Regions from separate parts of the Homo sapiens genome. Here region 1 is linked to region 2. A link is a contact called in ENCODE Hi-C data. All regions are on one chromosome and are shown on one strand. Each heading gives the region's core, a stretch centred on a gene start or an enhancer-like site at or near the end of the contact. The rest is flanking DNA. Distances are from core to core; before and after follow the strand shown.

What was found. Hi-C counts contacts between places; a loop is a spot of excess contacts on that map. Pooled maps may share reads with other maps.
Region 1: a loop to region 2 is called in a pooled map, with 3 times the contacts of the local background. The contact joins the promoter of SNX10-AS1 here to the enhancer-like site in region 2. A Hi-C loop is called at or near these places in 4 of 37 single-sample maps with no recorded cell type and 7 of 50 pooled maps.

Annotation. Positions count from the first base shown.
Region 1 is chr7:26,395,435-26,401,000 of GRCh38, reverse strand. SNX10-AS1 (SNX10 antisense RNA 1) reads left to right here and starts at 1,583. Exons shown (of 2, transcript NR_136272.1): 1 at 1,583-1,660. LINC02981 (long intergenic non-protein coding RNA 2981) reads right to left here and starts at 2,432. Exons shown (of 5, transcript NR_148502.1): 1 at 1,980-2,432. RefSeq lists silencers at 1,896-2,005, 2,096-2,555 and enhancers at 3,026-3,265, 2,340-3,296.
Region 2 is chr7:25,855,244-25,860,822 of GRCh38, reverse strand. No RefSeq gene overlaps it. Among named protein-coding and RNA genes, the nearest start is that of LINC03007, 68 kb to the right of the region's middle. RefSeq lists an enhancer at 4,006-4,085. Within about 2 kb of position 3,747, at least 20 of the 41 ENCODE cell types and tissues checked have a DNase peak (open chromatin) inside an H3K27ac peak, as active enhancers do.

The sequences.
Region 1 (5,566 bases), core at 334-2,833, 540 kb before region 2:
ACTGTATATATTTGCATGTGTTTTTAAGTTACTGGAAGAATATACAAAAATATTAATAGTGCTTGTAACAGTGAATGGTATAGAAAGAAGGAAGGAAGGAGTGGGAGGATTCTGTTTTTTATTTCATACACTTCTACAGTGTTTGAATTATTTTTATTGAATATGTTACTTTCATTATTTTTAAAAACATCTTCTTCCCACCTTCTCATCTTGTCTATTTCAGCCTAGCCAACTAGGTTTTCTCAGGACTGAGGTTATTTATTCCATATTAACTCTGTCTCAAGCTCATATGCATCTCCCACGATTATTTTTCCCAAAACACTTTAGGTTTAAGAATGACCTTTCCTAGGTCTTTAGCTTATGATTAACCAAATGAAACCATCACTAGATGGACTCCCTAATTCAGGTGTTGAATTACAAAAATGAATTTTCAGGGGGAAAAAAATGCTAACTCAATTATGTTAGTTAAAATATCAGTAAAATTAGCAATGCCACAGTGTCATGAAGCAGAAGGTCAAAGACCCACACACCCTTTACTGGGCGCCATGGTGGGACTTAACTGGGGCAGTTCCGGTTCTGCCATTAGGACCATGAGCACTCCAATCTCAGTGAAATTGTATAAGACACTGCCATTATCCCCGGATCATTGCCACGATAGACCCAAACAACTCCAGTCTATCGTGTCAATGTGTATTTGGGGAGTCTTTAACACACGGATCATTGGCGAGCTGCACCATAAAAGCCCTGTAGGAGCCGTGGCCGTGTGTGGAATCAATGCACACTCGGGGACTTCCCCACGCCCGGATCATTTGCAGCGCATCGTGTCAATGCATACTCCGGGAGCCCCTACTCCGAAGCCTGTGAGTGCTGAGGAACAGTGTACACCAAAAATACTTATGGAATAGTTGTTACAGTGCGTACACAGTATTCACTTTTCTAAATGGCATGTCAGCAAGTTTAGTGTGCCACAAATAACTCCTAAAAGGCACAAAACACTCCTAGAGGCCCACCTTCACACATGAATGGTTGGTCCATGGAATTGTGGCATGGCTGTGGGGGAGTGTAAGTTTTTCTTTACAGTGAACAAAGGGAAAAGAAAGAGACATCTGCTATTCAGTGTTGTCAGGGTTTTCAGCATAATCCCAAACACCTCCTAATTATTTTCCTGGGCATTTGATCCCTAAGATACAAGGACCTTCCCTCCATCCCTGCCCTGTTCCAAAGTACCTGTAGAGCAAGCTGAGAGGGCAGAGTTAGAGGATGGGTGGGGTTGGGTCTTAAGTGCGATCCCACAGAGATATAATGTGAACCACATGTGTAAATTTAAATGTTCTTTGTGGCCACATTTTTAAAAAAAGATTTAATTCATGATACTTTATTTCACCCCATATACCCAAAATATTATCATTTCAATATGCAATCAATGTTTTTAAATGATGAATGAGCCAGTTCACATTCTTTTTTCCATACAGTCTTCTTTACAATGGGGTGTGTATTTCCCACTTGGAGAACATCCTGGTCTGGCCTGGCCACACTGCAAGCCCTCGGCAGCCTCTTGTGGTCAGTGGCTGCCCCAGTGAGCAGCACAGCTACAGAGGTTCAGGAAAACCAACCCCAGGAGCGTGGATGTTCACTGCCTTCCTTCAACCACTCCAGGCAGGTGCGTCCACCTTTCCTCCTCATTGCCTCACCAGGGCTGCAACTGCCGAACAGCCTTTTCTCGGCAGCCTGACAGAATAGCTGTGTGTTGGGTTTCTGCAATCATAAAAAATGACCACAAATATGCATTCGGAAAGAGGAACGAAAACTCCTCTAGGCCCAAACGGTAATGGCAGTACTAGGTCATCTTTCTTGGAGACGGAGGTGAAGGGAGGGCAAGGGGCCCCTGGGGAAGGAAAGAGGAGGCGGGCGTGGCGTCGAGCGCGAGGGCGGCGGCCTAGCTGCACCCGCGAACTTCCCCACACCTGCGACCAGCTCACCTCGCGGCGTGAGGGATCCCTGGCAGTCGGACGCGGCAGGGTGGCTGGTTTCTGGGGCTGAGTCTGGCCCGACACAAAAGAGGAGGGAAAGGAGAAGGAGACGGAAACAAAGGCGCGGGGGAGGACGAGGAGGCGCGCGCGGTCGCGGGGCAAAGCGGCGATGCGGTGCGGGCGCGCGCAGCCTGGGGCTCCCGGGACCAGCGGGCGGGAGCAGGCGGAGCGGGCAGGGCGATTTGAATATCAGGCTCTGCCACACTCGGGGCGCCGCTGACAACTTCATTACCTCCGCATATAAAAATGACTGCCGGGGAATGCAAATAGCTCGCCTGTCTCAGCCGCCTGCCCTCGTTCCGCCGCCGGCTGCAGGCGGAGGCCCCGGGAGCCGCGGCGGCCGGAGGCGCAGACGCGCCCTGTCCAACATAATGAACTGCCCGGCCGCGGCTCCGCCCACCCCCCAGCCGCCGAGCCGGGCCGGGAGGGGGAGCCGGCCCGGTGCTGGAGGAGGAAGGGGTGGGCGGCCGGGCGCGGCTCAGAGGCCGCGCGTTGCTAGTCAGTGTCGGCGCAGGCCCTGCCTCTTGACTCTGTCATCCAATTACTGCCATGAAAATACCAGGAAACTAGAGTGCTCAGTGGGTTCCACTCGTGACCGCGAACTCTGACGGAAAAGCGGGACCCCCGGCCTCCGTCCCGTGCGCCCTGGTGGTTAAATTGGACGCCAGCATCCCGGCGCCCCGCTCTCGTCTCGCCTGCAAGCGGGCGGCGGGTGTGCTGCGCCCTGCTCCCCAGGCCTGCGGCCACCGGGACAAGGCTGCGTCGCTGTGCAGGACCCGCCTCCCGAACCCTGGGCCTTGCTGAGCTCCCCGTGTGGCCACCGAGGCAAGCCGCGTGCGGGAGGGAACGCAGGCTTCACGGCGCCTCTCTTCTTGCCCTGGCTTGCTCCCTGGCAAGAAGTCACCTCCCGCCTTCTGATAGCTCCCCCTGTCACATTTGGGCCCCTTGTGAACTTCTCGAGGAGAGGAGCTAGGTCACTTTTATTAATAGCAACAACGACAGTAGTAAACATATGCTGAGGACTATTCTACGCAAGGTACTATGCCAACTGCTTTACCTACATGTTTATCACAGCGATCTTATTGCACTCCTGGAAACCCAGGCTTAGCAAAGCCTTGAAAGGTTCCCAGCATAACCCAGCTAAGGTGGGAGGGAGCACAGGTGAGAACCCAGGCCCCTCTACACTCTCAATCACTCTGCAGTATTTTCCGGGTCCTTCTTACAGCTCACACAACTGTCCAGCACTCCTTTGTCCCCCGAACGCATCACCCCCAGCCATCTTAGGCCGGGCCAGCCCCCCGCCCCCACCCTCACCCCCTCCCTCACCCCCTCCCTCACCCCCTCCCTCACCCCCTCCCTCTCCTTGGCCCAGAAGTAAATCCTAAGTAGTCTAAATCCGTTATGACCAACCCCTTCCCTTGCCCAGGCACTGGCTTAGAAAAGAGCATGTGACCAGTCCTGGCCAAGGCCAAGCCAGGGGACATCTGTTGGGGTTTTCTGGGAAATGCTTCCTTGCCCTAAAAAAAGACACCTCTAGCGATTCCAGTTTCTTCTGTTGTAGAATGTATATCCACCACCTGGCAACCACGGAGGAGCCAGGGAACAAAGTTAGTCTTTGCAGAGATTTACAGGATTAAGTGAGCTAACTCCAGGGTTAAAGTTTAGGAGAATCATGTTTTAGTCCTATCTCTACCTGCGATGGAGTCATGCTGCCTCGTGTTTATTCAGGGACATATTTAAAGTTAACTCCTTTTTGAAACGAGACAAGATAAAAAGATGTAAACAAAGGAAAACTCCAGAAATTTGGTCTTGTCTCCATTAAAGAGTGTCTGTTTCTAGGCACTTCAGTGGAACCTCTCACTTCCAGCTTCTCTTCCTGGGCACTCACCTCTAACTCATTCAGCTTTTTTCCCTCAAAGTAGCTCTTTGCCTACACAGGCAAGGCATCTCTTCCCTCCAGGAACATCAGAACCCCCCTTCTAACCCTCCTGCACCCACACACCCAGGCGTCTGAGCTTGACTGCCTTTGAAATGTTTACTGGCCTTCAAGTAGTCTCTTTGAAGAATTTGCATCTAATTTTGAACTTAGGGAAAATCGGGCATAACCAGTCACTTACTAGTTTCCTTGGCAACTACTTTAAAACAGAATCTAAATTGGAATGAAAATGGATTTTTATGGTTTCACTAAAATCATACACACTTTTCATGAAAATATACCAAAAAAACTATAAAAAATATATACATACTATATGCTTTATTCGTTTATCTGGAATCAATACACAGTAACTAACTCAAATATCTCTGTTCCCCACTGCTGAGGAAAGGCACTCCACACTCCCTTAGCAAGACATTTAAGACCCTCCACAATCTGCACCTAACCCAGCTCCAGCCTTATTTGTCTACTACAGTACATCCCCAAATCATGCTATTGCATTTCCTCTCCCATGACATTCTCTAGAATGCCCTTGAACTTCATGTCCAACTGTTCAAATATCACCGATCTTTCCAAGTCCAGATTAAATATCACCTCTTCCAAGAAGCTTTTCCCATTCCTCACATATAATGACACAAATTGAGTTACTTAGTGTTTATTTTCAGCAATATTTAGCATATTTTATTTACTGATACCCAGTATTGTTAAAATAATGCACATTTCCTAACAGTTGGGGGGCTTCAATATTACCATGCAAACAATTAAAATGAGTAATAAATATTATCAGCAGAATTGTATAAATCTTACTCCCAACTTAAGGCTGAGCTGTTCTGTCAGATGTGATAAAATAAAGCTTCATACGCTGCTTGTTTTTCTTAGGATAACTTTGATTTCAGTAATAGAAAACCTGTCTGTAGTAGCTTTAAAAATGAAGAAAATGTAGTATCTCATGTAGGAAGTACCAAGGTAGCAGATGCTAAGTTTGGTTAATTTAGTGGGTCAAAAATGTTTAATGTTGTCAAGTTTTTCTCGTCTTTCTGAAATTCTGCCATCCTCAGCTTGCTGACCTTGTCCTTAGCTAGTTCTCCTCAAGGTCTCAAAATGGCTGCCATAGTTCCAGGCATCACTTTAAGACATGGCAAAGGCCAGCCAAAAAAGTTGACTGTTCTCAAATTTTTTAAGAGTGGAGAAATTATACCAAAGATCCCTCAGATCTTTTCTCATTGGCCAGAACCAGGGCACGTGACTATCTCTAAACTACCACTGGCAAGAGAGGCAAGATTATCAGAATTGATAACTAATCAGGATTTAGTCTTGAATTATTTTGAGGGTAAGGGGAGCGGTGCAGGAGAGCAGGGAATTGACAGGACAGGCAATGCCAAAACAAAAGCTGAATTTTAGTCCGTTTCCCAGTCATCAATTTCTGCAGCCAAACTATCCCAAAGCTTAGTGGCTTAGAAACTTTTTTATTTTTTCTCTAGAATCTGGACAGGGCAGCTCCCAAGGAATAAGGAATAAGGGAGGATGGCTATTGAGTAGGCACTAAAAGTATCAGCAACTTTTCTTTTCTTTCTTTTTTTTTTTTTTTTTTTGAGATGGAGTC
Region 2 (5,579 bases), core at 2,498-4,997:
GGTGCTGCGGCCACCCGTGCCTCGACGTGTTCCTCCGCACGGGCTCTAGGAATGTAAATACCACGAGTTGAGACAGGTCTGGGCCCCGGACAGAGCGGTCCGTGGTTTTAGCAATTCATTTTAATTCCGAAGCGGTCCAGTGCATTTGCTTTCACTTGGTTGCGCGGGGCTGGAATTGATAAGAGAGAAAACCATGTACTTGTCCTTGTGGGTTGGGAAACAGGGTCACTGAATCCTGGGCTGGCTCTCACAGCTTCCTGGCAGAGTTCACACACGCACTCAGAGGCTGCGCCAGCCCTGTACCGCAGGACTGCGGGCGCTCCCTTGCCGGCACTCCTCCTTCGGTTCAGAAACCAAAGTGGAAACGCATGGATCAAGTTGCAGGGAAGTCTGACATCTGGGACAGATGTTGCTCCTCTGCCCGTGGCGGTTCCTCAGATAAATCCTCATTGCTTTATTTTAATTTGCCTTTGAATTTCGTTATTTTTGCCTCAATGCAACACATAGTCTTTTTTTTTTCTGCTTTATTTAACTCTCACGGTCCTCTGCGCTATTTTTATCAATGGTATAACTTTATTTTGGGAAAGGGATTATTTCCCCCTCAGAAATGGGGGGAAATAATCAAATCTCCAGTCAATTATGTCTTGAAATTTAACTCTGCTTTTACTGGTCCATCATAAAACATTTAAACCGTTAAAAACATGTCCCTCACTGATCAACTTTAGTTGTTTTGTGTTTTAAAACATGGAAATACAACCCCTGTGTGTGTATGTCACATTACGGACAGACCATATTAATCTCTTTCTCACAGAAAAAACATCTGCGTGTGTGAGTCTAAGTAATTATTCATCTAGGGTAACAAATTCTAGAAGGCTTGACCTACCTTCCTTCCTCCCTTCCTTCCTCCCTTCCTTCCTTCTTTCCTTCCTTCCTTCCTTTTTCTTTTCCTTTCTCTTTTTCTTTTTTTGTGCTTCTTTGTATCTAATACCCAGGGGCATTAACAACATCTCCTCTGCCTCGTCTTCCCGTGTGTAGAGGGACCCGTCTCACGTCCAACAATAGATACCCCTTTTATTATATATTTTTCCTTTTGTTTTTCTTGACCAACAATTTCCCTTCAGTTATTTATTTTAGCTGGGTAACCCCAAGCTATATGCTCCGTGTAAACCAGAATGGTGTGGTCGGTTTTGTGACAGGTAGTGGCTTCCTGAGCTGGCTCTGATGCGCACCTCTGAGGCGAGCCAAGGCGGAAACTGTCATTCCTAGAGGAAAGCGATGCCCGTCTGGGAAGAATCTGGGAAACCCCAGCATTCCTATGAGCTGCGGCCCACTAAGCGCCCCTGACCGCAGTGATCACTGTCTCCTAGATTTTTTGACAATGTTGTTTTGCTTTGTTTTAAAATATTATCGTTACTGCTGAGAAACGTGGACTCTTATGATGAAGACCTGCCGGGCCTTCCCCAGCCATTTCACTCCCTGGCCTCCTCCAAGATGGCTTTCATTTAGGGAGGGTCAGACTCATCTAGGTGACATTTCCCCGAGCCTTTCAGTCAAGTTGGTCTACAAATTCACCAAATTAGTGCTTGGTCTACATCTAGGGCTTCCTGCACGGAAAGGCCAATAGAAAAGTCCACGACTTGACTTTTACGCCACATCACTACAGCCACAAAACGGGGACCTCCTCGGGACTGGAGGCGGATCCTCCACGGGTCCCCGGCCAGGCCCATCCTCCTCGCAGCGCGCCTGGTGCGGCCGTACCAATTCCGCGCCGTGCAGCCTGGAGTTACAGGCCCCGACCGAGCCAAGATCTGAGGCTGCCGGGCCCTCCCTGTTTACTGGGGGCTCTGCTACCGGAAGTCATTTGACAAATCTCAGGCAGGCCTTTCTAATCTTTACTGCTCGGCAGAGCTTTGCAAATCTCTAAACACGCTGTAACCTTCTTCAAACAGCACGCCAGACACACTTGAAGGTTTTTTTTTTTTTTTTGAGGCCGGACGGAATGGAAACTGCATCTGCACGGGATCTCTCCACAGTCTGGCCCGCAACACTGCCAGCACCTTCCCTAGACCCTCGCCTCCCCGCTTCCCCCGCACGCGGATTCTCGCGCATCCGTGCGCCCACTCAGCCCCGGGAGCCCTCCTGCCCCGGGAAGCCTCAGACGGTCTTGGGCTGGAGACTCACCCTGCGCCCCTGCAGCGGGCTGCGGGGAGAGAACCTTGGGGAACCAGGCAGGACCGGCAAGGGTGGACCGAGTGATTTATGACCCTGATCAAACTTTTTAGGAAGCAGAAATTAACCTGAGGGAGATTAGGCCTGAGCTTTGAAGTTCACGGTTTTGTTTTCCTTCAGCCCAGTTCTGCCATCAGATGGTTCTTGGTTCCTTCTACCCCTCTCCTCCTCCCCCTCCTTCGGTCTCTCGTCACCCCACTTTATCCTCCAGCAACCCCTCCTGCGTTGATTTTCTTAATTTCAAATACAAATATCTGAACACCAGAAACTGAAGTTCCTGACAGTGACCTATTGAACAGAGGCATCGCATACTCCCTACATCCCAGTCTTCTTGGAATTGCGTTTTACGTTTGAAAGTGCGATTTTGGTTTGGAGGTCGGGAGTAGAAAATTTGTATCTGTTCTTTTCTTTTGCTGTTTCCTACTTGCCTTTCAATACCCATACTTATTCCGCCCTCGGAGACTGGCCCTTCCCGGCAGAGCAGAAGCGCACGAGGGTTGAGTAACTCTGCAGGTGAGAGCTAATTTTTCAGCGCATCCACCAGATACCTCAGGTTTGTGGATTTTCCCCCTAGTTGGCCAGAAAACTCACACCCAAACATGCAAGTCCTCTATGGCCTCTCCGTCCTCTTACCTTGGCCCTCTTTATTTCCATATCTCCCTCCTCCCCATGCAGATCTCTAAAGGGAATCTGTCTCCTGCGGTTCTTTCCCGCAGGCGCCTGCTGAAAAGGCAATTTCCTTGGGGGTGTGCCTAGGGAGAGAGGAAAACAGAAACCAGGATTGTTTGGGGGCCTGAAACCATCCAAATTTTATTGCATCCGCTACAAAGTCAACTAACTCTTAATGAGCATCCAAGCGGAAAAAGGCCGAAGTTTACTCCGTGTTAGGGCGGGGAATGGGGGTGGGGGTGATGGGAGTTTGCTTATTTCCTTCTGGTACAACCAAAGGTTGCAACACCTTCCTGAGAGGCTCCTCCCAACGCCAAGAGTACGGACGCGAAAGTCAGAAGGCATCGGGTTTCAGCCCCCTGAATGATCCAAGATCACTCCGCCACGAAGACCTTCGAAGTTGGCCCTGTCTACAGCTTGTAATTAAAAGGATAATGTGTCTTGTAATAAAAAACAAGACCCACACAAACAAACCCAGCGTCCAACGGCCCTCCACCTCGCCACACTCTTCTCTAATAAGGGCCAGTGACAAACATTGCCATCCAGTTTAACCCAAAAGGAGGAAGCAGTAGATCTTCCTTTTAATAACTTCCCAAAGTGTTACAAATAATAAAAAGGACGCATAAATCATCGCGGGGGCGGCAGAACGGGGACGACAGAAGGATTTACTCCTCTCTAGCCCTGGCTTCCAACCGCGCTCTCATTGGCTACTTCCTTGTGGCCCGCCCCCGAATCCGCTCTCTTATTGGTGCGTCTGGTCCCAGACGCAGAGACAGGGCGTAGGATCGGTGGGGGCTGGAGTCCACCAGTGCGCATGCGCGCTATGGCGCGCATGTATGATTGACAGCAGGGAGAGGTGTTTGTGCGCGCGCGCGTGCGTGCGTGCGTGTGTGTGTGTGTGTGTGTGTGTGTGTGTGTGTGTGTGTCTCTCTCAGGGTTGAGGCAGCGAAGGTGGTGGTGGCGGGGCGACGGTGAAAGTGGTGGCTGTGAGTGCTGGAGCTGAGGCCGCTTTTGCCGCCGCGGTGAGGTGTAGTCCTGTTTGCCGGCGTTTTCCGCTGAGTCAGAAGCGCTGGTGGTCACAGACTGCGCTCTCACCCACACTGAGGTCGATCTGGAAGGAATTTACTGAGGGGGCTCTCCAGCAGCTGGCTAACCGGGAAGGAAGTAGAACTAGAAGACATGCTTTACTCTTCCTGAAGAAGATACTTAAGCCCCTCAAGAAGAGATTTAATTTGAGCGCTGTGTTGATTTGTGCATTCCTTGTAAAGCACACACTAAATTAGCTTCACATCCCAGCCGTACCTTCATCTGCAGCACACATCTCTCCCCCAGCTCCTCTCAGCACTCACTTAGCCCTGTTCAGTTCCCCTGTAGGCACAGGTACACATATATCAGCCTCTTGTAATCATGAAGACGAGGGACGAACTTACAAAGACACCCGGCACACTGTGACAATCCTTAACTGGGAGAAAAAAAAAAGAGAGAGAGAAAGCAAAGAAAGGTAGAATAAGAGCAAGAAAAAAAGAAAAGGAAAGAAAACTAGAAAGATGCAGCAACCAGTAAAACGATGGTGGCAAAGATAAAATGCCGATGGAAAAAATCCGTTAAATGCAAAGTTTGAAAAAAACTTCCTAACTCGGTTAATGCTGTGGAAATAATTCCAGTTCATCTCAGTGCTAGTGAACGCCTAGTACAAAATTCTTCAGAGGCGAGGGCTGGCTTAGTGCAGAGGAGAAACGTCGCTCCGTTGCCCTGTTGCATCCAAATTCTCCTTTCAGACAAGTTTCCGCGGCGTGATGGAGATGGGCAGAAGTCTGGAGAGTGCTTTCCTATTATAAGCTGTTAACTTGTTGGTTTGTACTCACATATATTTTAAAGAAATAATAAACATCTTATAGTTCTGCACATATTCTAAATTACAGTGGTTCTAGAAGAATTTTGTAACTGACAAATTAGAGCTTCGGTTTTACGAATTCTGAATTTTAAAACCGGTAATGACTTCTCAGTCCCTGAGATCCTCTTCTTTGTTTTTTTATTTTGGGGTGTGTGGGTACGTGTAAGATGAGAAATGTACAAACACAAGTATTTCAGAAACTCCAAGTAATATTCTGTCTGTGAGTTCACGGTAAATAAATAAAAAGGGCAAAGTGACAGAAATACAGGATTATTAAAAGCAAAATAATGTTCTTTGAAATCCCCCCCTTGGTGTATTTTTTATCTTAGGATGCAGCACTTTCAGCATGCCCAAGTATTGAAAGCAGTGTTTTTACGCTACCACGGTAATTTTATTTAGAAACCCCATGTTCACTTTTAGTTTTAAAATGGTCTTTATGACATAAAATTATCAGCATTCATATTTTTGTGTTTTAATATTCCTTTGGCTACTTATTGAAACAGTAAACATTACGAAAATTAGTAAACAAATCTTTGATAGTTGCTTATTTTTGTTTAATTGAATGTTTATTTTATTAGGTAAATATACAATCAAATTTATTTAAAAATAATGAGGAAAAGAATACTTTTCTTTCGCTTTGCGAAAGCAAAGTGATTTTTCATTCTTCTCCGTCCGATTCCTTCTCTTCCAGCTGCCACAGCCGACTGACAGGCTCCCGGCGGCCTGAGGAGTAGTATGCAAATTTTGGATGATTGACACCTACAGTAGAAGCCAATCACGTCAAAGT